Regions from separate parts of the Mus musculus genome. Here regions 2, 3, 4, 5 and 6 are each linked to region 1. Evidence: chromatin loops called from intact Hi-C (ENCODE). Cell type or tissue: heart. All regions are shown on one strand. Region 1 overlaps Dnah17 (dynein, axonemal, heavy chain 17). Region 2 overlaps Cyth1 (cytohesin 1). Region 3 has its middle 5.4 kb from the start of Socs3. Region 4 overlaps Usp36 (ubiquitin specific peptidase 36). Region 5 overlaps Cyth1 (cytohesin 1). Region 6 holds the start of Socs3 (suppressor of cytokine signaling 3).

Region 1 (4,000 bases):
GGCTCTCACCAGCCTCAGCGGTGACCACTTGGGCCCTCTTCTCCGGGAAGATTCTGTCTCTGGCCTCCATACCCCTGGGGATCTGGAGTCTCGTAAGTGTCTAGCCTGCAGCGACCTGCCACAGTACTCCAGCACAGCACTGTTGGAACCCACCTGCAGCTTCAAGTAGATCTCCTCCGGCATCTCCTCCCCATAGCTCTTGAGCAGTTCGATGGTTTGCTTCAGGGGCTCAAACATGCTATCGGTGGCCACCTGCCTCTCCTTGACTTTCATCAGGTGCCCCATGACCTCTACCAGCCCGTCGTAGTCTCCCTCCTTAAGTGGCTTCTTCAGGGCTGTTCGGGTGATGTTCATGAAGCTTTCCAGATCAGCGAGGCTGCAGGACAGGGGGACTCAGGTGAGGGGCTCATCCTCCTCGGCCACCACCTCAATGTCCCCTTAGCAGGGACACTCGACTGCCATGCAAGGCACCACCTGGAGAGGGGCAGCCACTGCCCCCCCATGTGGTCCCCCTCGGCCTAGATGTCACAAAAGTATTAGCGTAGCCCAGGCTGATCCTTGAGCGCTATCTTAAAGCCACAGCTGAGAGCAGCCAGCCGCCCAGATGGGCTCAGTTAGAGAGAATGCTTATGCTGCTGTCGGTGACCTTCCTGTGCAATGACTGGGCTGTCCCAGCCTTCCTGCCAGGCTCAAGGCTTCAACACAGAGCCTGACAGGTACTTCACTCTTCTACCTGCCCTGCACTGGTCACAGCAAGGAACCACATGCACCACCTCCTGTGACAGTGGTGCTCCCCCATGTGGCATGGTGTGGTAAGGCATGCTGTTCCTCCTGTGACAGTGGTGCTCCCCCGTGTGGCATGGTGTGGTAAGGCATGCTGTTCCTCCTGGCCTCACCAGGAGCAAATAAATGTAAAGCCTATATCACAATCAGGCCACCCAACTTTCAGATCAGGCCACTGAGCCACTTACTAAGTCCGTGGTGCCTCTCCCAGGCTGTCGGGGGGGGGGGGGTCCGGGGAAGTCTCAGATTTGCAGCAGCGGGCCATGGCCTCACCTGTTGATGACGTGGTTGTTCAGGTATCGCTTGAACAGAAAACTCCAGCGCTTGATGGTGTTGAGCAAGGTCTGCTTGAAGGGGCGGCAGTCACACTGCAGCCAGCCATGGAAGACCTTGGTGTTCTCACAGCTGGACACCTCCTCATACAGCTTCTCATACGAGTCAATCTGCCCAACACAGCCGTGGATTCCATCAGCCATGGCTGTGTGTCCCCCACTAGCCATCGCCGCTTCCTGTCTGGCTGTGAAGGGCAGCCAGGTGGCCCAGGGTGCAGCTTAAGAGAGGCTGAGACCACTGCTACCTGTTTGCCCTGTCCCAACACCTCAGAGCTCCTTCTGCCCCACCTCTAGGAGGGGACAGATAGACAGAAGAGGATGGGATTGGGTGACTACAGTAAGGCTTCTGGAGCAGGAGGGGACTCCCAAAGGGCACCCCTTAACTCATGGGAGCACCTGCAGACTTTGAGCCATCCCATCTTTCTTCTCACTGGTGTGGGGGAGGAGAGGGCTTTCTCATTGTGCCCAAGACCAACCTCAGGACTGGATTGCTTCACTTTCTAGATTCCCAATTCTGACACCTGAGCTCTTGCTGACCCTGAAGGCCGATTCTTAGACTGCAGACCTCACCTGGAGCTGGCCTGAGTGTAGTGCTCCCAGCCACCTCTTATCTGGCTCTTAGGGACTCTTATTCTCAGGGATCAGTCCTCTGTCCTACTTGCCACAGGATGGGACACCAGCCAGCTCAGCATAGTGCCCTCACCTGACCTAACTGAAGTCATTCACACTACAAGCCTGGTAGATCCTGCTGAGGCCTCTTCTCTCTCCCTGGCTGCCTCTCTGGTACAGTGGTGCTCCCCCCCATGTGGCGTGGTGTAGTAAGGCATGCTATTCCTCCTGTGACAGTGGTGCTCCCCCGTGTGGCATAGTGCGGTAAGGCATGCTCTCTCTCCTGGCCTCACCAGGAGCAAATTTAAAACCTACATAGCAATCAGGCCACCCAACTTTCAAATCAGGCCTGTGGGGGGTGGGGAGGGGGTCGTCTACCCGAGGATGTGGGAGGTGACACAGGAGGACAACAGGACCATACACACCTGCTGCTGGAACTGAGCCAGGGTAGGTGGTGTCTTGGGGATGGTGTCGTCCGTCTTGGTGTCCAGCTCCTCAGGGGTGGGCGCGTGCCCGAAGATGAGGAAGTTCTTCATAAATTCTTGAAGGTCATCCACCCAAAGGTAGGAGTACCTCTCAAAGGAGTCCTGGTACTCCTCAGCCACCTTCATGGCTCCAATGACCAGGCTGGACACTTCCTCCCGCATCTCTATGAGGTCTGTGATATCCTCTAGGTCAGACTGCCGGGGTGGGAGTGGGGACAAAGATTGGGTCATTTGCCTTCATGAGAGACAGATTTTCCCCCAGACCTGGAAGAGCATCCTTCTGTGGGTGCTGCTGAGAGTCCTGAATGGAAGCAGGGGGTGTCTGTCAGTGTGCAGCGCCCCTACCCCACCCCTGAAAGAAGATTTGCTAAGGGTGGCTCTGAGCTGTCTGATCCCAGGGTGACGTGGGTGTCAGTTCATCCATTCTGTATTTGCACAGACCTTGGTTGTGTGCAATGTGCTGGTATGGACAAAGGGGACACAGAGCGAGCGACTCACATGGACTGTTGGGGGAGGGGGTATGTATGGACATTTTTAAAATAACAAACCCAGAAAACTACCCTCTAGTTAAATCTCTGCATGCATGCTATCTATGGTATGTACAAATCGATTGAATGTACACCTGGTCACTTCCGAGGCCTTTAAAATTCCTCAGTATATTCTGTTCAGATCTGCCGTTCAAACTCACTTCCAGACGCCCTCCTGCTCCTGGCTGGCAATGCCACAGGAGGCAACATTCTGTTACAGGGCATTTTTACATGTTTCCCCGTTGCTGGTGACTTATGCCTTTATTTTGATCCTGATGCCTTTCCCCCTTCATTAGCTCTCATTGTACACATTTAATCTTCTAATAAAAACGAGGGAGAGGGGAGCAGCCACGGAGTCCAGGCATTGATTTGACGGAGGTGGCTAAGGAGCACGGATTCGGATGGGTCAGTCCGTCAGGGAGAGGGTGACTTTGGCTGAGCCCTTGGCTGTCCTGTTGAGCTTGGTGGCACTCTAAGAGGGGCAGACTCCTTCATGCTAGCAAGAGTTTTTATTTTGTTTTGCTTTATTAAATTTTTGTTTTTGTTGTTAACTATTCTTTCTTTAGTTTTTTAAAGATTTATTTATTTTATGTATGTGAGCACACTGTAGCTGTACAGATGGTTCTGAGCCTTCATGTGGTGGTTGGGAATTGAATTTTTAGGACCCCCCGTTCACTCTGGTCAACCCCGCTCGCCCCAGTTGGCCCTGCTCGCTCAGCCCCTGCTTACTCTGGCCCAATAATTTAATTATTTATTATTATACATAAGTACACTGTCACTGTCTTCAGACACACCAGAAGAGGGCGTCAGATCTCATTACAGATGGTTGTGAGCCACCATGTGGTTGCTGGGATTTGAACTCAGGACCTTCAGAAGAGCAGTCAGTGCTCTTACCCGCTGAGCCATCTCACCAGCCTGCTTTATTACATTTTTTAAAAATTATTTTTCATTTATGTGTGGGTTTGGGTGTGGTGTGTCTCTCTGTCCCACCACAGAACCCAAACCCACACTACAGGAAGGCTCCTGGCAAGGCTGAGATTTCACTTGCCCCTGTGTCCTTCTCAGAGCCCCTGTATGCTCATGTGCAGTGTATCTTGGTTCCAAGGTTGACATGCCACCTGCTCCTCTATGCCAAGGCTCAGGCATCTCTGCACACCACAGACTCGTGGGTACAGAACAGATGGGAGTGGCTCTGCCCAGGTTTGCTCCATCTTGTAAAGAATGGAATCCATCTTTTGGAGGAGACCTGCCCTTTTTAATAGAT
Region 2 (4,000 bases), 120 kb after region 1:
ATATTTAAGGTGTACAACATAATGTTCTGGAAGACATGCAGGGCAAATTAGCACACCTGTCATGTCTGTACTTACTCTTGTGTTCCATGGCAGGAACACCGGCTTTACTCTTCCTCCATGGCCCCCAGCACAGCACACTGCTTAGCTGACGGGTCCAGACACATAAACATATTTAATCCTTTACTCCCACCCACCAGTAATGGGTAAGGTGAGAACATACAAAGATGGCTGACTTGCCATGACACTGGATGACATGACTATTTCTATGATATTCTGTGCTTCACTACCATGCTTACTCTCCAACTCTAGAGCACTTCCTGCCTGGTTCAGATGTTATAGCTTAGCTTTTCCACATGTCTACCCACCAAGTAAAATTACACATATATTTTTGATGAAACCACTACTTAGCATTTAAAAATGAATAAATGAGTTGGAGAGATGGCTCAGCCATTAAGGGCTAAGCTCACAACCAAAAATAAAAATAAATAAATATTGCCTATGGAATATGCTACAAATGAAATTAGCACAGTGGCACTAAGGGTCACTTTTTCCTGTCTTATGTCTGTCACTGATTAATTGTCAAATTCTACCACAGCATAAAACAGTACCAACAGGGTCAAGTGTACCAAGCACTGTGTTCAAAGGTGCCTTCCAGAGAAGAAGACTCCAGGACAGAGGAGGAGATATTGCTGAGACCCTAAAGCCTGCTCCTGTCCCCTTGACAAGCCTCTCTGGCACCTGGACACCCATGGGGTTCTCATGGCTGGCCAGAACAAGCGTGCATGAGGTAGAATTATAACACTTTTATTATCAAAATGAAGAGTCAACATTAACAAGTTGTCAAAACAAACACAGCCTAATGCATGCCTTTGACAATGTTATATGTTGCCTGTCCCGTCCCCCCACCCCCCCTTCTTCAGGTTCTTACTTGTCTAGGCTGGCTTTGAACTTGCAACCGAGGAAGTTCAATTCCTAAGTGTTAGGATTACAAGGGTGTGTCACCATGATATCTCTTGTCTTATTTTATTTTTTCTAAGAAGGGAAACTGACATTTGCAGGAAAAATGAAGACACAGAAAAGGTATAATGTTGTAAAACCAACAAAGATTGATCTTATTCCTTTGTTAAGAAAATCTAGTATCAGTGCCATCAAGTGTCCCAGAGTGAGCACGGTATGGCTCAGGTTCCCTGCCACAATGCTCTCAGAGAAGACCCACTGTCCTCCTGGAGTGCAGTGGTGTCTTAGCATTGAGAAGTCTCACAGCTAAAGCGACTCTCTGGAGGCAATGACATAAGGCCCAGTCGACCTCAGCCCAGAGCTGTTAGAATGTACATCTTGCATCTTCATTGACATGTTACTGATGCCAGGGAGACACTTTCCTCCACGGCAGAGAACACACAGTATGATCCACAGGGAGGAATGATAAAGCTAATGCTGAATCAATCTTCACAGCACACTTCAATGTGGCTACTGTAGCACCTTTAAATATCTTTTGAGTGAAGAGAACAAAAAATTTACTTTAATTAATTAACGAAAAAGTTTAAAAAATAAACTTAAAAAAAAAAAAAAACCCGCTTGTATCCGGAGACTGGTCTATGCTGCCCTCTGCTGGCTAAATGAATACACTGTTGCTCGCCATGGCTGTTAAGTTACCTTTGAAAGTGTGTTTGGTGCAACCCTAATGTAGGAAATACATTTTGTGATTATGTGGCAACTTTCAGCTTCACTCTCCCTTAGGGTTTTTCTTCCCTCTTGATGCTTTGAGACTGGAACTCACTTTGTAGTCTTGGATTGTCTCACATTCATTATGTAGACCTCTGCCTTCCAATGCTGGCACAGGCTTACACCACTATGCCAGCATCCCTCTGTCCAGCAAGCCTTCCCTTGCCCAGGGTAACTACAGTCAAGTGTGTACTGAATGCTCCGCTCAGATTTGGCCAACACTGCGGAACCTTTATGAGCCATTCTGTCTGGCACTTTGTCCCCAAGTGTTAAGTATGGGGTTTACTGAAGGACACAGGGTGGCAGCTGGAACAGATGACCACAAAGCAGCTAAGAACGGAGTTCTGAGGCTGAAGAACTCCAAGCTCAGAGGAAGAATAAAAAAAAATTCCCCCGTGGGAATAGTGGAGAAATTGGAGAAGGAAAGAAAAATGCCTTTTGAGAAAACCAAGAACTTGGTGGCATCGTCTGGCATTTACTTTAGAGGTGACCTAGAAATAACAAATGCTACACAGAAGTCACCATCTCAAAAGATATAACCTTTGGGGTGAGGAAGCCCCATCTGAGATGGAGGACAGTTTCAGACAGAGCTGCGCAGCACAGGAGTCCCCTCAAGAGCCAGCACGCCTGGCTCCTACTCCCACTCTCCTCGTTACTCCACTCTTTGAAAACAACTGTGTGCCCAGTCACACCAAAGCTCATTCTCTTCCCAGGCAAGGAACCTACTCCAGAGAGTGGACTACAAGAAGCAGGGATGGAGAAAAGGCAAACAGGAGTCCTATCAGGAAACTGATCCATCACACTGCCGGATGGTCTGGCAAGATCTGTTAGCTAAGAGACCAGAGCCTTCAGTCTTGAGAATCCACCCAGTGAAATTTAAATACATGGATGAGTTCGCAAAGTAATAGAGAGATATTTCTGCAGGACTACTTGATCTCTCTGAGCTATTTGACTGAGGCAGAATAGGCATTCTCTAGTCATCTCATCCTCACCATCATCATCTCTAATTCAAGATGAAGTATGCTTAGGGGTGAAGGAGGTGACAGCCATCTGCCCTGGCCCTTCTTTGAGCACCCTCCCACCTTGCTCTCCTCTGCACCTCACCCCTCCCACATACTCCCCCTGTACCTCACCCCTCCCACCATGCTCTCTCTTGTACCTCATCCCATGGTACCACATAGGAACAGTTTGCCTAAACTCTGAAACTCCTAAATGGCAGCTCCTTGCTACCAAAGCTTCACAGGCTAGCAGTGGTGGCCTTTAATTCCAGTACTCGGGCAAAGACGGGTGGATCTCTGTGAGTTTGAGGTCAGCCTGGTCTACAAAGCAAGCCCAGGACAGCCAGGGCTACACAGAGAAACCCTGTCTCAAAACAAAACAAAAAAAAACAAAAACAAAAACAAAAAACCCACAAAACAACAACAGCAGCAGCAACAATAAAACAAACCTTCATGGACAACAAGAAGTTTTCTGAGATGTGAAATGCCAGTCCAAAACAGACAAAAAACCAAAAAACCAACCTGCTATTAAATAAAGCAGACATTGCATAAGCAGCCTGAGTTGTCTTATAAACAATACTCACTGACAGCATGCCTTCCTGCTCTTCCTTCCTCCTGGTTGAAACTGCATAGGAATGTGTGATGACTGTACTTCTGTGGAAGCAGGGCAAGCACAGTGGATAAAACACAGAAGTAACAATCTGGGGCCCACTCACAGCCCAACAGGAAACCTCCATCCAGCCTTGACAATGGTCTCCAGGCCATTTTCTCTGAGTTCACCAAACACCCACATGGCTGCCCTGTGGGGAGGGTGGTATGCAGCAGACTAACAGCACGTTCTATGAGGTGTCATGGCACGAGGCTGTACCTCAGGCTCTAACCAAGGGTGCGTTCCACAGAGACTGTGTTTGAACAGAGAGCATTCTCCACCATCCGTCTGCTGCCAGGACCCGTGGGAATTGTGAGGTATTCAGAGCTGAGTTCCAGTTAACGGAAACAGCTCTTTAGTGTTCTCTGAACATTTCTGAATGGGCAGAAGAGGCGATGAGGTTTCCATGAACCATCTTATGTGACTACTGCCAGGAACTGTGAATGCAATGAGCTTACTCAGATGGTACACCTTCCATGTAAATGCCTTCTGCTCAAACCTCAGAATACCTCACCTATTTCATTTCTAAAAATGTAAATATTGTTCTTTGTCATCCTTTGTTAAGACAGGCTGTCTGTAATGCAGATGAGCCTCACCTCCCTACGTAACTGAGGATGACTTTGAACTCCTG
Region 3 (4,000 bases), 140 kb before region 1:
GACAGATAGACTTTTTACAATCTGGTTATTTATAGGGCCAATGAAACAATGAAATGGCTCTGCTAGTGAAGATGTCGCTGCCAAGCCTGACATCCTGAATTCTATCCGAACCCACATGATTGGAGGAGGAAACAGACTTCTGCAAGTTGTTCTCTGACCTCTACAGGGTCACAGAGGCACACATCGCATATGTCCTACAAATGACAGCAGTTACGGCTGGCCCACACTTTCTGAAGCCAGATCCCTGGCTTCGTTTTGGAAAAGCCTGGGGTCTCGGTTTCTCTCTGCAAGCTGCTGTGCAGGCTGCAGCAATTGCTTAAGTCTGTACTGCAATCCAGAGAGCGCAGGAGTGGGAAGTCCAGAGTTCTCCCTGCTTCTGGGAACAGCCCCCCATCCCCCTCCCGGCTCAGCTTCCACAGGCCATCCTCATGAGAGTGGGTCAGGCTCACCCAAGGATTTCACAAACGCCTGGCCTGTTCCCAGCATAGCACAGCTGGGAGGGCTCAGGGCTGAGGAGGGCGGACCATCCTCCTCCACAGCCCCTGCTGTCCTTGGGCTCAGGGCCTCTGGGTCTGGAGCCTGGGGACAGAAAAGGGTGTGCGTGTCCAGGCTTGCCACAGCTGTGGTGTACTACAGGCCTCTCTTCCCTCTGCACTACACTTCCCAGCTTGGGCTTAGTCAAGGTGCTAGGAGGAAATTCCCTTTCCAGGAAGAGCGGAAGCAACAGGCTTGCCTTCCCCAAAGTGAGCAGCAGGTGGGTCACCCAGGAGGGCCTGGGATTCTCAGACTGCAGGTCTTGTATCTGATTCACTGAGCTATGTGGTTGGAGTCCAGGAATCCAGCAGTTTTGTCTACATGCCTGGTGACCAATCATGATTCCCTGCCTTCAGGACACCTGGGAGGCACTGGGAGGCTAGGCAGACTGAAAGGGGTTTTAGATAGTCTGTCTACTTGCTTCCATGATCCTGGAGGGATTGTCCTTGAATTCAGCGCGTTATTTTCTCTACAACACGTGTTCTGACTGAAGAGGGTTCAGTCCCTTTGTCAGGCTTTGGGAGTTAACCCAGTGGTTTTCCATGGCCGAGTTGTGGCTATGTGGCTATATGTATCTAACACTTGATTTGATAACAGAAATAGCAGTCATTATGTAATTTATGCGCTTACTAGTTTATTGATGGCTTTCTCCCACTCAAACTTAACTCCTGGGAAGCACTGGGGAGCCAAACTCCAGCAGGCCTCATCTTGCTGAACTCTAAATCCCCCGGACCTAGAACATTCCCTGAAACACAGGATGTGTTGGACAGATATTTGCTGAGTGGACTATTGGCTGAATGGCAAAGGGAGGGAGCAAGCAGCTCCCTCAAAGGAGCTGGGGGCGGGGGTAGGGGGCAGGCTTTGCTCCACTAGCCTAGTGAGTGTTCTCAGCTCCTGCAGGGCCAGAAAACACGACCCATCCTTTGCCGGGAGGGAAGTCGGAGCTTTCTGTGTCGTCTCCGGGAGGGGGTCAGTGACCCTTGTGACCAATGACGGACTCTCTCCCGCCCCCACCCAGGGAGGTGCGCCTGGCCGCCTCCCGGCCGAGTTTCCTGGCACTGGGCTGAGAATAAACAGCGCTCTGCGTCTGTAATCCCGTTGCCGTGGCGACGGCGCTCCGCGGGAGTGGGCGTGTCGGAGGCGTGTCTTTGTGGAGTGGGCGTGTTGGGAGCGGGGTCTGAAGGGACCGCCCTCCCTGCGCTCAGCGCGGACATTCTTCGCATAGCTGCTCCGGGGCTCCTGCGGTGGCCGGGAAGTGACTCTTCCTGGCAGAGGGCGGCAAGAAGCGCAGGGACCGAAACATGAGGAGGACGGGCGGGGTGCAGAAAAGGGCTCTGCCCACCTGGGTCTCAGTGGGCACCTCACGTCCCCGTGCAGGTTGCCCCTTATCACTACCCAGCCACCGTTTCTGGTGGTCAAGCCCTCCACTTCGTTGCCCTGACTGCCTTGCGGTGCCCCCTCCCTGACTCATATCCTTATTCTGCACGCCAGGACACTTCGCGAGGGCTTATTTTTCACCGCCAGCTCCCCATCCGTGGCCTCCCTTCCTATTCCAAAAGCAGGCCTTGAATTTACCATTTCTGGCTCAAGTCTTCAGGAGGCCAGCCCAAAGCGCACCAGCAGGGAAAATGGGGGCCTCTTGGGTGGATTCTTGCAGTCCTAGAGGCAGGGTAATAGAATTCAGAGGTAGAGGGCAGCCTCCTCCTTTCAGTTGCTCAAATTACACGGACTTGCCCTCCTCCCTGTAATCTCTTTATGGAGCATTTTGGAGTCAGGAGCACCTCTCCTGGTAACCAGGACCAGGTTCCCCATTAGGGGGAGAGTTTTACCCTGAAAAGACTGAGTCACAGACCAGCAGTGTAACAGGGATGGAAGGAAAGGGGACAAAAAGAAACACTGGCCAGGTAAAGATGGAGAGAGTTTCTCACTGTGGCCACTAGTTCACTGTGAGGCTAAGTTTAGCTCTACTCTTCTGGATGTTAACCGCTTTCCTGGTGTGTGCCTGCCCCTAGGCTGTGATCTGATCTGAAGTCACAGAAGGCTGGGGACAACCTGGGATGGAGACACAGAAGGCTGGGGTAGGCTAGGAGCTGCAGGCAGAGAAAATAAACCCTTTTCTTCTTAGTTCTGAGTCTCATCTTTCCAAACTAAACTGAGCCTCCAGGAGGCAGGCAAGAGAGAGAGGACCTGTGTCTAGGACAAGTGGCTAAACAGACACTTTCTGGGTCAAGGACAGGGGCCAACTGCATGGCTAGGTTCTCTAGTTCTGTGGAGGCTGCACTTTCTACAAAAGTGGCCTTCTGGAGCAAGTGGCAGGTGGATGCCATTGGGTAGGCTTCAGGGGCAGGAAGATTTCCTGAGACACTTGGGACTCTGGGAGAGATGGGAAACCTGCCTTAGTCTGCAGTTCTGCTTTCAGAGTTGGCAGTCCATCTAGTGTGGGTCTGACCTGCTGTCTGGTCTCATGCCTGTTCATTCCCCTCCCTCTGCACCCCTCCCCCCACCCCTGCCACCCCGAGGTCCAGGAAATGGGGAAAGCAAACGGCTTGTGTATTCTTCCACTGGCCTTTTAAAATACACTTGACTCTTGCAGCAGCTGTTTATCAGGTGCTGAGGGCCTAAAGGAGGCTCTGGCACCTTTCAGGCACTTGAGTATCAGACAGAGAGGCTGTCCCCCAGCTGAGGATCACACTCATCTCAGAGCTCCTCCTGTCTGTACAGAAGGAAAGAGAGAGCATGGATACTTACCACTCAGCCCACGTGTGTGAAGAAATGGAGGGAGGCGCTTGCCTCGTTAGGAGACAATGTGAGGAATCAAATGCCCCCAAGCACCAACCCTTTGTTTGTCCCCACATTCCTGGTGCTATGTCCTCTGCAGGTTGCTTAACTTCCCTGAACCCTCGTTGTTGCGTCTGCCCCAAACTCAATAAATATTTACAGATCAACCTCTCTAGGCACCAGAAATGACGAATCCAAGTCATGCTGAGTCCTGCTCACGCAGGAACACAGCTGTGTCTCGTGGGGATGCCTAAGAGGCTCAACCTCTTCCGTGCCCAGATGTAGGATGAATAGATGGCTGTTTTCCCAGGTGGAGCCTGGCTGGTGGTCCATGGCCCAGGTCAAAATGAGTGTATGGGGGAGTGTGGCCAGAAAGCCATTACCACCTGTCCCAGGGCCCCACTTGCTTTCCAGCCCTGTGTGGCGATCACCCCTCCCCCTTCATGCCATGACGTCTGTGATGCTTTGCTGACATCACCAGCCACTCTCAGGACCCCGAGTCTAGACTTTCTCGGAACACCTCCCTGCCAAGCAGCCCAGCCAGAGTGTGCGCTAATAGCTTGGAGCCTCTAACAGCTTCTGACCACAGCTCAGCCTGCTCCCTGCAAGCCCTTTGAAGCCAGCATTTCCTTCGCAAACTTGCTTTGCATATTCTGGTCAGAACTGAATCAGACGGCAGGAATTACCC
Region 4 (4,000 bases), 170 kb after region 1:
AAAGGTGTCCGTGAGTGAAGAGGGAAAATAAAATGGAAAATAAAATAAAATGAGCCCAAAAAGATGAAGGGACAGAAGAAAAAAAAAGGGGTGGGGGTGGGGTTGGTGGAGAGAGGGGACAGCAGAAGAAGAACCAGAGTGTTGTTGGTTAGAAATAAAAAGGAAAAGGACAGGACATTTCAACAAGCATCCCGCCGCAAGCCCACACACTGCTCACGCCCCACAAGCTAGGGGTGGGCGGCTCCTCCTCAGCCTCCCTACCTCCCCACCCCCACCCCCAGCCCGGGCAGCTGTCCGTCTCTGAGTGCCCTGTGGCGGCTCAGCTAGGAGACTCCATCATAGAAAACTGGTTAGTCCTCTCAGACATGACTACCAACAATCTGAGGTACTGAATAACTGGGATCCCCTCAAAGCAATCTTCCCCTTAAACAGTCCTTTCTCAGCTTGCAAACCGCAGGGAATACCAGCAGGCACTCTGGTGCCAGGGTCTGAAGTCCTCTGTGATTCCCTATCCTATCCTCACATCTCCAGCCCCAGGGCGCTTTCAGAGAGGAGACCCCCACACACCCACCTTCTTGGCTGACAGGGCCAGTTTTTTGGCTGGTGGAGGAGACATGAGGCTTGTGGGCTCGGTTGTGGTGCTGCTCAGGGCCGGGGACTTCAACTTCACCATCTTGGCATCTACTCCATTCAACAGCGCTTTGGGATGGCCAGCGGTGGGACAGTTTGTTCCCTGAGAATCACAGGCATGCGCAGCTCTGCTCTCTGCGGTCTGCGGGGCCTTGGCAGGGTCACTGCTGGCAGAGTGCTCGGGGCTGGAGCTGCTTGAATCCCCCTTCTCCAGGTCCACACCACTGCCTTCGCCCTTCAGCCTGTGCCCGTTAGTAATGGCTCTGGCCAGGAGCTTCGGGGAGGTAGAGAAGATGGTGTCTCTGCTTGCCCAGGAGCCGGGCCGCTGGCTCCGGGACTCGCCGGTCCCAGGAGAGCCCTGAGAAGTGGTTGGAGATGTGGTGAGAGACTGCAGTGGGGCTGACTTCTTCACCTTCTTTCCGGGCTCATCCAGAATGGTGGGCATATGAGTGGGCGTGGGCGTGAGTCTTGGGGACGGGGACCCGGCAGGTGTCTTGGCAGGAGCACATCCGTTCTGTAACTTCAGGCCAGGAAGGGAGCCATTTCTGGACACAGGTACGCCAACCTCCTCAGGGGCTGGGAGCTTTCTCATCATTACAGAGTCTTGTCGCTAAAAGGAGCAAGGCAGGAACCCATCAGAGCTCAGAGGAGCACTGTCCAGGGAACATGGCTCCCCCCCCCACCCCCAGGGCAACTTCTGGGAACAAATTGGCTTCTGGCTAATGGTAAAGACTTTTGGTGCTTCAAGACTTGTATAAGGGGCTGGAAGGATGGCTCAGCGGTTAAGAGCACTGACTGCTCTTCCAGAGGTCCTGAGTTCAATTCCCAGCAACCACATGTTGGCTCACAACCATCTGTAATGAGATCTGATACCCTCTTCTGGTGTGTCTGAAGACAGCTGCAGTGTACGCATATACATAAACAAATAAATCTTAAAAAAAAAAAAGACTTGTATAAAAAACAGGCTGCAGTTTATGACTGCCCGGGAGAAAGAGAAGCCCCATCATGCAAACTGCCCTTCACTAGGTCACACACGAGATACCCAGTGTCGTCACCCTGCCACAGCTAAACCCTCCACACAGGAAGGAGGTAGACGCCTTTAAAGCCTTCAGTGTCTCACTGGCAGCTACACAACTTTTGATTGTTTACAGAAGCTTGCATTATTATTCCCCATGCCTTAATTAAAAACAATCAACTAAACAAACAACAAAATGTAAACTTTTTTCTAAGCTTATATATCTGCCAAAAAAAAAAAAAAAGTAAATCAAATGATATAGAAGTCAAAGGAGCAAGTTTTGGAGGCTGGAGAGATGGCTTAGTGGTTAAGAGAACTATGGCTGTTCTTCCTGAGGACTGGAGTTCAATTCCAAGCAAACATGAGTGGCTCACAACCATCTGTAACCCCAGTACCAAAGAACGCAGCACCCTCTTCTGGCCTCTGTGGGCACTGCATGTACATGGTATAGAGACATATATTCGGGTATACACCCATATACATAAAATAAAAATAAATCTTTAAAAACCAAGGCCACATGCAAAGAATCCACTGTCTGTAAACCTTCCGTGATGGCTGCCTCAGTTACCTCAGTCCTTATGGCTCACACAATGACTCACACACAGTCAGTACTTTACATTTTTGTTGTTATTGTTGTTGATGATCAATTTAAAATAAAAAAGATGGCAGTCTTTTCCTAGCAGCTATGTTAACAATTCCGGAAAGTGTATTCCTGGGCTGTGGATGACCTCGTGAACTCCAACTCATGCGGGCAAACTGGACTTCCTCTTTCCTGGCAATGCCCGTGTATTTCCAGACACTGCTATGGTAGAGTCCTGTGTCCAGGCACTCATCAAGTCCTACCCTACCCGGCAATCACCCAGTGTGTTCTGCTTGCTACAAACACGAGCTTCCTTGTATTTGCTAGAGTTCTTCTAGAGAGTGGGGGAGTGGAGGGAGGGGAACACCAAGTTGAAACCTAGAGCCTCACAGGCTAAGCATACACTGACCACTAAACTACCGCTCCCAGTCCCCTTCTGCAAACATTTTTAAAAATTTTACTGTGTAGCCCTGGTTGTCCTGGAACTCACTTTATAGACCAGGTTGGTCTCAAAACTCATAGAGATCTGTATCCCTCTGCCTCCTGAGTCCTGGGATTAAAGGTATAAAAAAAATATATATATATCTATATATCTATATCTATATCTATATATATATATATATCACTGTCCAGTGATTTTTACAAAAGTTTACTTTAGCTAATCGCCACTTTTCCTACCAATTGGAAAGTGTATGAAGTCTTATTTCATACTTTTAATGACTTCTACTTTCTTCTGAGTTTTGGAATGGCTAACTTTTTTTTTAAAGATTTATTTTATATATGTGAATACATTATCGCTGTCTTCAGACACACCAGAAGAGAGCATAAGATTCCATTATAGATGGCTGTGAACCACCATGTGGTTGCTAGGGATTGAACTCAGGACCTCTGGAAGAACAGTCAGTGCTCTTAACCACTGAGCCATCTCTCCAGCTTACTTTTACAGACTGTTTCCTGACAGGAACACATCTCTCGTTCTGCAAAATCTAGTCATCTATTGAAGATCACATATACCAGGGACTCAAAGTGAAGTGACACTGGGCAGGTGTGACAGCTCACATCTGTAACCAGTACTCAGCAAGCTGAGGCAAAGGCTCACTTCCAGTTCAAACCCACCCAGTCTGGGCTACACAGTGCCTACTCTCTTCCAAGTGGGCAGTATAGGAAGCTGTGTGCTGAACAAAGCCTGCCAGTGAAGCAGTCCTGCCCTCTTGCTGTGGCTTTTCCATGGCCTCTGGGTGCGCAGGTCTGCCTCCTTCCATCAAGGGCACCTCTGCAAGTGAGGCTGTCAGCTTCCCAAAGAGCTGCAATGACTTCCAACTTTGGGTTAAATCACCTGGGTTAAAACCAAAAGTCCAAGCCAGGCACGTCTTTAATGCCAGCACTAAGGAGGCAGAGGCAGGGGGGATCTCCGAGTTCGAGACTAGCCTGGTTTACAGAGTGAATTTCAGGACAGCCAGGGCTACACAGAGAAACCTTGTCTTGAAAAACAAACAAACAAAAATCCAGAAGTCCATAGACGACTAAGCTTTATTGCTATGTATGTGTGTGGGTATATGTTTGCGTGTATATAAACATACATGTTTCTATTCTGAATTATTTGCAAAATGCAGACATCATAGAGGCCTTTTTACCCACAGGTGTGTCTATATCTAGCACCAAAGAACTGCAAAGAAACAAAAGGTCAGGACAGCAGCTTGAGGAGAAGGCACAGTGGGATGTTTTCCCGATAGCCTGTGTTCAGAAGCTGACAAACCTGCCCAGCTCTGTGCTCT
Region 5 (4,000 bases), 71 kb after region 1:
AACTGTGAGTGAGTGGCTTTAGCCTCCAGCTGCCTTCTTAGCCATCTGGACCTGCCAACTGTGTCATTTGCAGAGTGGTGGACTAAGCTGAGTAAGCTGTGGGTTACAGGCTCTCTTCTCACGAGGCTCCTGTCAGGCTGACCACTGAGTCTGCCTGAGATCCTTGCAGCCCTCTCTGGGGCATCGGCCACTCACAATGGCCACTACGAGGGAAGACGATGCATTACCCACAGTTCCCCTAATCCTTCTATGCACATGTAATGCCCCACCCTTAACAGTGCTAAGGGGATCCCCTGGTCCAGAGACTTGCAGTATTCCTCCCAGGCTGCAGCAGGGAGGACAGCCACTGGGCTTCCTCAATAATTCCTGGCCTACTTCCCCATTCCTTTCTTTCCTCTCCACTCTCCTTTCCAAGCCACACGGTGCCAAACCTCTTAAGAATTCTGATGCCGAAGTGGGCTGAGTCAAGTCATCCTAATGCAGACCCCCGTGAAGCCATAGCTTCTTCACTCTCTAGACTCAGGGGCAGGAGGTACACGAGCCGTGCTCTGGATATGCAGCTAGGGCTAACGCCATCTTCTGCCCAGGAGTGAGGACCAGCTATGAAGGCCCTTGTGACCAGCCCAGGGAGACCCCTGGGCCTCTGCTGATCTCCCCTGGGGTTCCGCAGGCTGGTAGTGGCTGAAGTAAGCCAAGACACTCACTATGCACATTGCACAGAAGGTGCAGTGCACGAGAACTGTGCTTCCCAACAACTGAATTCAAGTCCGAAGTATGAAATGGTCCCTGCACAGGCCTCACATTCGCATTCTGTGTCTCTATGTGGACGTCCAGAGGCTCAAAGAGCAGCTCAGTTGGAGGAGCTGGGTCCTGTCCCCAGCACCAAAAAATTAAATAAGCAAAGAATTCTCTCCTAAGTTCAGGAACAGAGCCTGGTGCACCTCACCACTCATCTATGCCCCTAATCATCTGTACCCTCCACAAGGACAGAAATAGTCAGCACTGATGCCTCTGGCCTGTATGATTTCTTAAAGCAAATGCCACTATCTTTGCAAAAATATGACCTGCTCATTTTAAAGGGCTTAAAATAATGCAGAAAGGAATCAAGGAAAAGTTTAAAACCACTGCAAATCAGGTCACAAATGATGATCACCCGGCAAGAGCTAAGAGTGCTAATGTGGTGTGGACAGACAGGGTCAGCTCTGTGAGGATGGGCTATTTCATGTAGTATTTTCATAAAAGATGTCCTACTAAGAAAAAAAGTTGAAGCTGGCCATAATGGCACACGCCATTAATCCCAGCACTCGGGAGGCAGAGGCAAATGGATCTATGAGTTAGAGGCCAACCTGGTTTACAGAGTAGGTTTCAGGACAGCCAGGGCTACAGAAAAACCCTGTCCCAAAACAAACAAACAAATAGAAATAAATACATACATACATACATACATACATACATAAATACATAAAGGTACAAAGAAAAACAGAAAAAGAGAAAAGTGAGGCAGAAGATGAAAAAAATGTGGAACCTCAAGGTAAATGTCTCTTACCATAAAAGCCCATTTTAAAGCAGCCTTATTAAAAAATGTCTAGGGCTGGTGAGATGGCTCAGCAGTTAAGAGCACTGACTACCCTTCCGAAGGTCCTGAGTTCAAATCCCCAGTAACCACATGGTGGCTCACAACTACCTGTAATGAGACCCGATGCCCTTTTCTGGAGTGTCTGAAGTCAGCTACAGTGTACTCACATATAATAAATAAATAAATCTAAAAAAGAGTCTAGTGTTCAGTCATTTTGTTTGGAAAAGTATCACGTGGTTCAGCTTTAACAGTTTGAAAGATGCAGTATTCTTCCTACTGCTTGATCCCTGTTGTCCCGGACTTCTTGACACTTTCCAAGTTCCTAATGCTCCCAGCCTGTCCTACAGCCACAGGGCCCAGCTACTTAGTCCTGGAGTGAGTCCATTCCTGGTCTTGGCACGGCTCACTGTCCACCCTGTATCTCCAGACTGCTTGCATACTTGGGGTGTTTTAGCATGAGCTCTACAGCCAGTGTGCCTGAGTTCCGGCTCTGTCTGAGTATCTCATGAGTCTTGTTTAAAAGCATGTCAGCACTGGTCCTGCTTTTTGGTGTGGCTGGCAGCAGCCTCAGCACAAGCCCACATTTTGGTCATCTTGTTTACGGTTGCATAGCTCAGCGCCCGATGCCTGGCCAGGTCTCCCGTCTGTACACTTCAGCACTGGTCCTCTGTCAGCACACTTGGCTTGCTAAGCTCGGCACTTCTGTTCCAGATTGAAGGGAAAGAAGTCAGCATCCCCCACCCCCACCCTCTACATCCGGGGAGCAACCCCCTCAATACATCAAAACTTTTGACTTTGCAGGTATCAACTGCTGTGGCACTAAAATCGTCTCCTGTCCCCAGCATCTGTTAGCTCTTCTGTGCAGGCAGTGAGGGCATCATAAGTTAATGTGTCCCACTCCTTAAAGTCTACGCAGTCTTGCTAAAGAATGAGCAACAACCCCACAACCCTACAGTGATTCAGAAAGACACAGCTTTGTCTCTTATGAGCTGAAGTCCTGTTCTGTCTTCTAGGTCACGCTGGTCATTATTTAAGTGACTCTACACTATCTTCCTGGAGTCTCTGTGGCCCAGGTGTTTGACATTCTAGACTTTGCACAGTGCCCGAGGAGAACTGGGGGCTGGCTCTACCTGCTGGCTCACAGATGCCAGTGAATGGATTACCCTCCGGCCTGGCCTCCCACCGCTCACTTCCTCACACCCTTTCCACCCACAGCAGACTTAACTCCTCTTACAACTCTGCTTCACTCATACCAGCCTGCGTCTTCCTTCAGGCCAAGGGCGGAGTAGGCTGACCTCATGCGCAGGCTGCAGGAGAGCCATTCTGTAACTGGCTGCAATGTCTTTCCCACTGCAGAGAGCTAGGTGGCAAACCCAGCTGCTATGCCCCTTCCTGTCTGGCTGTACTCATCACCCCCGCCACCCCCACCCCCACCACAGGTTCACTAGGGTTATTCTGTCAGTGTTTCTTAGCCCTTGCTAGGAAAACTCTTCTTGCTGCCTAGACTATAAATAAGGAGGGTTTGGGAGGGTGGGTGGCATGTCTAGAGGGAAACCTACTGAGCCTTTGTCCACAGTACCCTGGGAAGGAAACGGGGGGCACCTTCTGACGATTTTGATGTGTCAGAGAATCCTTAGGGTTGGAGAAGATTAAATGCGGAGGAGCAACACCAGCTGCAGCACTTAGGTGGCACAAGTGGGGTCCTGGGGAGAAGGAAGGGCCTCGAAACAGTTTGCTGTCATGTCCTCAGCACATCATCAGCATGAATGACAGAATTAACCTCTAACTCTAGGAGGCTAGCCTGGAGTTCACTATGTAGCCCAGGCTGCCCTCACACTTACGGCAATCATCTTATTGATTGTTCCACCTTTACCATGGAGGAGGCTTCCTTCAGCTCTAGCTCCTCAGTGGGATCAATGACTTTTACTCAGTGAAGATTCAGCCAAGTTAGCTTTCCTGACCCAGTTGGAGACCAAAGTCCAACATGCATACAAGAAGAACCACCACTGTGCTTGCAGGTGCCCAGGAAGATGTCAGAACACCAGGGTGCCATGTCACCAGTGTGGAGGCATGGCCCGAGACCAACAACCTGTGGCTTTGAGTGATCTTCCATAGGAAGCCTGGAGGCATTTTACTGTGTACTTTTTATTCCTACAGCTACAAAGGGCGCCTGCAAGTGACAGGCTCCTGCCGGAAGATCTTATCCTAGTGAACTTCCATGGTATTAGGAAGTGTCACCCCCAGCCCTCTGATTTCCTCACATGAGCCGCTCCCTCCGTTTCGTCTTGCTCCTCTTCCTCTGTTGCATCTCTCACACTGAGACTGTGTGTTCTGAATCAAACCCTTCAGCATTTCTGAGACCACAGAAAATCTGAGTTCACCAAATCACAACAATTATCCCCTTCACTAGGTTTTTGGCAACTG
Region 6 (4,000 bases), 130 kb before region 1:
CCAGGCAGCTGGGTCACTTTCTCATAGGAGTCCAGGTGGCCGTTGACAGTCTTCCGACAAAGATGCTGGAGGGTGGCCACGTTGGAGGAGAGAGGTCGGCTCAGTACCAGCGGAATCTTCTCGCCCCCAGAATAGATGTAGTAAGCTCTCTTGGGGGTACTCCCGGGGAGTGCCTGGGCAGGTGGCTGCTCCGGAACTTCGGACGAGGGTTCCGTGGGTGGCAAAGAAAAGGAGGGGGTCCCTGGAGGCGGCATGTAGTGGTGCACCAGCTTGAGTACACAGTCGAAGCGGGGAACTGGCTGCGTGCTTCGGGGGTCACTCTGCAGCGAAAAGCTGCCCCCCTCACACTGGATGCGTAGGTTCTTGGTCCCCGACTGGGTCTTGACGCTCAACGTGAAGAAGTGGCGCTGGTCCGAGCTGTCGCGGATAAGAAAGGTGCCCGCGGGCTCGGCGCTGAGCAGCAGGTTCGCCTCGCCGCCGGTCACGGCGCTCCAGTAGAATCCGCTCTCCTGCAGCTTGCGCACGGCGTTCACCACCAGCTGGTACTCGCTTTTGGAGCTGAAGGTCTTGAGGCGCAGGCTGGTGTCCAGGGGGCGGCTCATCCCGGCGGCGGGAAACTTGCTGTGGGTGACCATGGCGCACGGAGCCAGCGTGGATCTGCGCGGCGGTGGCTGCAGCTGCTTCGCGGCCTCCGCACAGCGGCCGCTACCGCATCCCGGGGAGCTGCAGAGAGCAAAGCGTGAGGCGCGTGAGTGCCCGGAACCCTCCAGCGTGCCCGGCCCTCCAGCCTCCGCCTAGCGCCCGGGGCACCCCTTTGCCCCGCTTTAGACCGTGTCTCAGGCCCAGCCACCTCGCGGAACTCGACTGTCCTCGGTCACTGCCGGCCAACCCCAGACAGTCTCTTCCCCTGCCCGCCCTAGGAGGACGCCCAGAGAAAACTCGCGCGTGGAAGTTGGGTCTCCAGGAGCGCGGCCAGGATGGGGAGAGACACAAGAGCCCTAGGGACGCTCAGGGCGCCTCTCAGTCCGGTGTCCTCAGTGGCGAGGGCGAAAAAAGGGGGGTGCCAAACCCGAGATATGTGAGAGAGGGGACAGGAGAAACCCGAGGGCCCCAGTCTGAGTATGACGGGAATCAGGGATCTTCGGTTCTCATCCGCTCTGCCCCCTACCTCGTCCCCTCCCTACCGGGAATGACCCGGGAAGGGGAGGAGAAACCGGGAAAAGCTCCCGAGCTGGACCGAGGCCCCCACCCTTCCCCACACCGCGCCCCTCCTTCCTACCTAGTCCCGAAGCGAAATCTCCGGCCTTGGGGCTGCGCCTCCTATGGTCCCCGAGGCGAGGCGGCGGCCAGCAGTGGCTCGCGCTGCGCCCAGATGTTGGCAGCCGTGAAGTCTACAAAGGGGCTCCCCGTGCGTGCGCCCCCTCTGGCTTCGCTGCTCCCCGGGCCGATGAGGCGCACTCCTGGGCGAATCAGGCAAAGGACCTGGGCGAGGGACCTCGACGGAGAGCTGGGCCGGGAAGGGGGCGTCCGGGAGCCCGGAGAGACAGCGGTCGTAAGAGCAGGCGAGTGTAGAGTCAGAGTTAGAGCCGCCTCGGAGGCCGCGCGCGCGGGTATTTACCCGGCCAGTACGCCCCGCCCCCCGATTCCTGGAACTGCCCGGCCGGTCTTCTTGTAATGTTTAGTCACTACTCTGCACTGAAAGGCTGTGCGCGGAGGGCGAGGGAGGGGCCGCGGAGGGCGGGCTTGGAGCTGGGGCCTCCAGGACCCGCCGAGACTCACCGAGAGGGAGACAAAGCGCGGCGCGAGGCTGCCCGACCGGCGGGCGCGGCGCCAGCCTTGGCCGAGCGTTCCTGGCAGCGGCCCCTCCCCCGCGCGCTCCGCCCCCAACTTCTCATTCACACTTTCCCCCCCCTCCCTTCTAAGAAGGCTGGTTTCTGGCAGAGGCGGGGGCGTCGCGATGGGAGCGCGCGGGCAGTTCTAGGAGGCCAGCCGGGAGAGGCTCCCTCCTGGCACCCCTTCCCTTTCTTTTGATCCCCGCGGGGACGCTCCCCTCCCTCTGCACCCAGGCCACTCCGAGGTCCTCATGTACAGTTCCAAGCATCCCGTGCCAACCAAAAGGGACGTAGGACCATTCAGCCACCAGCCCACTGGGGACCTAGGAAGTGGAGGAGGGGGATGCGCGACATTTACCTGTAGACAGGTCCAAAAGATGAAGCTGTGAGATCCAGAAGTGGAGGAGACACTGACTTAGAAGCAGCTACCTGGCCTCAGCTCATCCGCCCATTGCCTGGTTCTTCGGTGACAGACGTGGGTGCTGATGTCCTTTGGGGAGTGGGGTGGGAGGAGCAGCTAACTACTACCTTATCACTCATCTGGGCCTCCCAACCTGCGTGGCGAACTGTGGGTCCGCCCAGGTACTCTCGGCGCGGTGGGGGAGCTAGAGGAAAGAAACCCTCATCCCATGCTCGTCCCCCGAGTCCACCAGAGGGCGCGCTGGAGTCTTGTAGGCGAGCCGAGTTTTGCTGTTTCCCAGGCTCTGTATAGAGAGAATAAGAGGTTGTGGGGCTCCTTATTCAAGAACAGGAGTGGGGAACCCAGAGAGAGAAGCCTCACTTCCCAGGACAGGGTCAAACCTGAGAAGGAATGTCGACTAGGAGGACTGTCCACAGAGCGTTGTAACGGGTTCAGCCACTGCCTGAAAGTCGCTGAGGTGTCAGAATGGACCCTCTCTTGCCTCTACGTTTTAAGGTGTCTGAACTTTCCCGATGGTGGGGTGGAGAGGGAGTATTGATAAGAGCAGGTGATTGAGGTGAAAGGTTGTTTACTCCTGGTCACGTGAGTATCTATAAAGGCCTAGTGTCGAGTTTTGCAACAGGCAGCAGGAAGTGGCAGCCACCTGAGAACCAGCTAAGTGACACACAGTGTCTGCTCTCAGTGGGCTTTCTGACCTGCCCTCTTGGATACCACAGGCTTCTTGTAACACCAGTAGGAGGGCAAACTGACTACACAGAGTAGCTTGGGCTAGGAGGGAGGGCTGCCTGCTTCCCTTCTGGCCCACTGTGTCCAATCTGCTCCACTGATGCTGAGGAACTAAGAGAGACCAGGGCAGGTGCACTGCCTCTCTGGACTCAGTCTTGTTATCTGTTAAATAGGGATGGGTGCCCATCTGTCCCCCGCCCCTGGCAATTCCAGTAGTCAAGAGGCTTAGGGGCCTTATTTAAAATATCTCACACTGGTCTGATGAGCAGATGCTCACAGATGGAGATCCCACAGGTGAGGCCCAGTCCTTGCCTTCGAGTCACTCTCAGGCTCCCCAAATGGATTCTCCCTTTCTCTGTGAACAAGCCCTCCTTGATCTCATTCAGGGAGTGTTCCCCAGCCACTGCCTTGACCGTATGCTTCTGAGCCGAGGGCAGTGGAGGACAGGGAGGACTCTTAGGAAATAGCCCTGGAGTTAATGGATGGGAAAGTGCTTTGTAAATTACAATGCTCTGCCACGAGTCAAGTTCATTCATCCATTCCACAAACCCTGACTTCGTGCCTGGCTCTGTCAGGCCTCGGGTGCAGCGCTGGGGCGGCAGAGCTGCGGGGCAAAACCCACAGTGGGGAAGAGGCTGTGGGCCATGAGCAAGGACTAGTCATGATTGTGACCCAGTGAGACACTGTGATAGCTTCTTAAGTAAGAGAGGGAAGTCAGGGGCTGGATTGCTGGCTCAGCAGTTAAGAACACCTGCTGCACTTCTGGAAGACGGGGGGGGGGGGGGGGGGTGTTGGTGCCAGGACCTATGTAGGATGGGTCACAACTGTTGTAACCCCAGTCCTAAGCCACCCCAGGCCTCCAAGGGAATCTGTACTCATGTGCACCCCCCATACACACACACACACACACACATATACAGAATTAAAATAAATCTTGGTCCCTGTGATGGTAGCACACACCTTTAGTATTCCAGAAGCAAAGCAAGCAGATCTTTGTGAGTTCAAGGGCAGCCTATACCCT

Evidence for each region. A loop is a pair of places that touch in the nucleus more often than their neighbours do. Peaks named below come from ENCODE experiments on the same cell type or tissue, not always from the same donor. Only the 100,000 strongest peaks of a DNase experiment are listed, where the experiment ranks them.
Region 2: a loop joins it to region 1, with 7 times the contacts of the local background. A loop is called at or near these places in 25 of 42 quality-filtered maps.
Region 3: a loop joins it to region 1, with 2.2 times the contacts of the local background. A loop is called at or near these places in 3 of 42 quality-filtered maps.
Region 4: a loop joins it to region 1, with 2.3 times the contacts of the local background. A loop is called at or near these places in 5 of 42 quality-filtered maps.
Region 5: it touches region 1 in a loop (2.1-fold over the local background); 2 of 42 quality-filtered maps call a loop at or near these places.
Region 6: it touches region 1 in a loop (2.2-fold over the local background); 3 of 42 quality-filtered maps call a loop at or near these places.

Annotation. Positions count from the first base shown.
Region 1 is chr11:118,102,267-118,106,266 of GRCm38, forward strand. Dnah17 (dynein, axonemal, heavy chain 17) reads right to left here. Exons shown (of 81, transcript NM_001167746.1): 19 at 2,150-2,404; 20 at 1,057-1,226; 21 at 154-376. Among named protein-coding and RNA genes, the nearest start is that of Dnah17, 25 kb to the right of the region's middle. In heart, CTCF peaks have their summits at 813, 1,012, 1,957 and 2,158; DNase peaks (open chromatin) are centred at 795, 1,305 and 1,945; H3K27ac peaks cover 709 bases; H3K27me3 peaks cover 73 bases.
Region 2 is chr11:118,219,159-118,223,158 of GRCm38, forward strand. The region is part of intron 1 of Cyth1 (cytohesin 1); the gene reads right to left. Among named protein-coding and RNA genes, the nearest start is that of Cyth1, 27 kb to the right of the region's middle. In heart, a CTCF peak has its summit at 1,618 (motif pointing left); DNase peaks (open chromatin) are centred at 1,933 and 3,393; H3K27ac peaks cover 430 bases.
Region 3 is chr11:117,961,920-117,965,919 of GRCm38, forward strand. No RefSeq gene overlaps it. Among named protein-coding and RNA genes, the nearest start is that of Socs3, 5.4 kb to the right of the region's middle. In heart, CTCF peaks have their summits at 1,549, 1,748 and 2,459; DNase peaks (open chromatin) are centred at 482, 1,662, 2,662 and 3,692; H3K4me3 peaks cover 2,987 bases; H3K27ac peaks cover 3,980 bases.
Region 4 is chr11:118,267,973-118,271,972 of GRCm38, forward strand. Usp36 (ubiquitin specific peptidase 36) reads right to left here. Exons shown (of 21, transcript NM_001033528.1): 14 at 572-1,240. Among named protein-coding and RNA genes, the nearest start is that of Usp36, 20 kb to the right of the region's middle. In heart, a CTCF peak has its summit at 2,068 (motif pointing left); no DNase peak of the experiment used is centred here.
Region 5 is chr11:118,172,931-118,176,930 of GRCm38, forward strand. All of the region lies in intron 11 of Cyth1 (cytohesin 1), which reads right to left. Among named protein-coding and RNA genes, the nearest start is that of Gm38514, 37 kb to the left of the region's middle. In heart, no CTCF peak of the experiment used is centred here; a DNase peak (open chromatin) is centred at 1,981; H3K27ac peaks cover 233 bases.
Region 6 is chr11:117,967,596-117,971,595 of GRCm38, forward strand. It overlaps Socs3 (suppressor of cytokine signaling 3), which reads right to left and starts at 1,771. Exons shown (of 2, transcript NM_007707.3): 1 at 1,280-1,771; 2 at 1-723. The coding sequence starts at 635. In heart, CTCF peaks have their summits at 1,456 and 2,472 (motif pointing right); DNase peaks (open chromatin) are centred at 306, 1,706, 2,426 and 3,106; H3K4me3 peaks cover 2,755 bases; H3K27ac peaks cover 3,074 bases; H3K27me3 peaks cover 1,031 bases.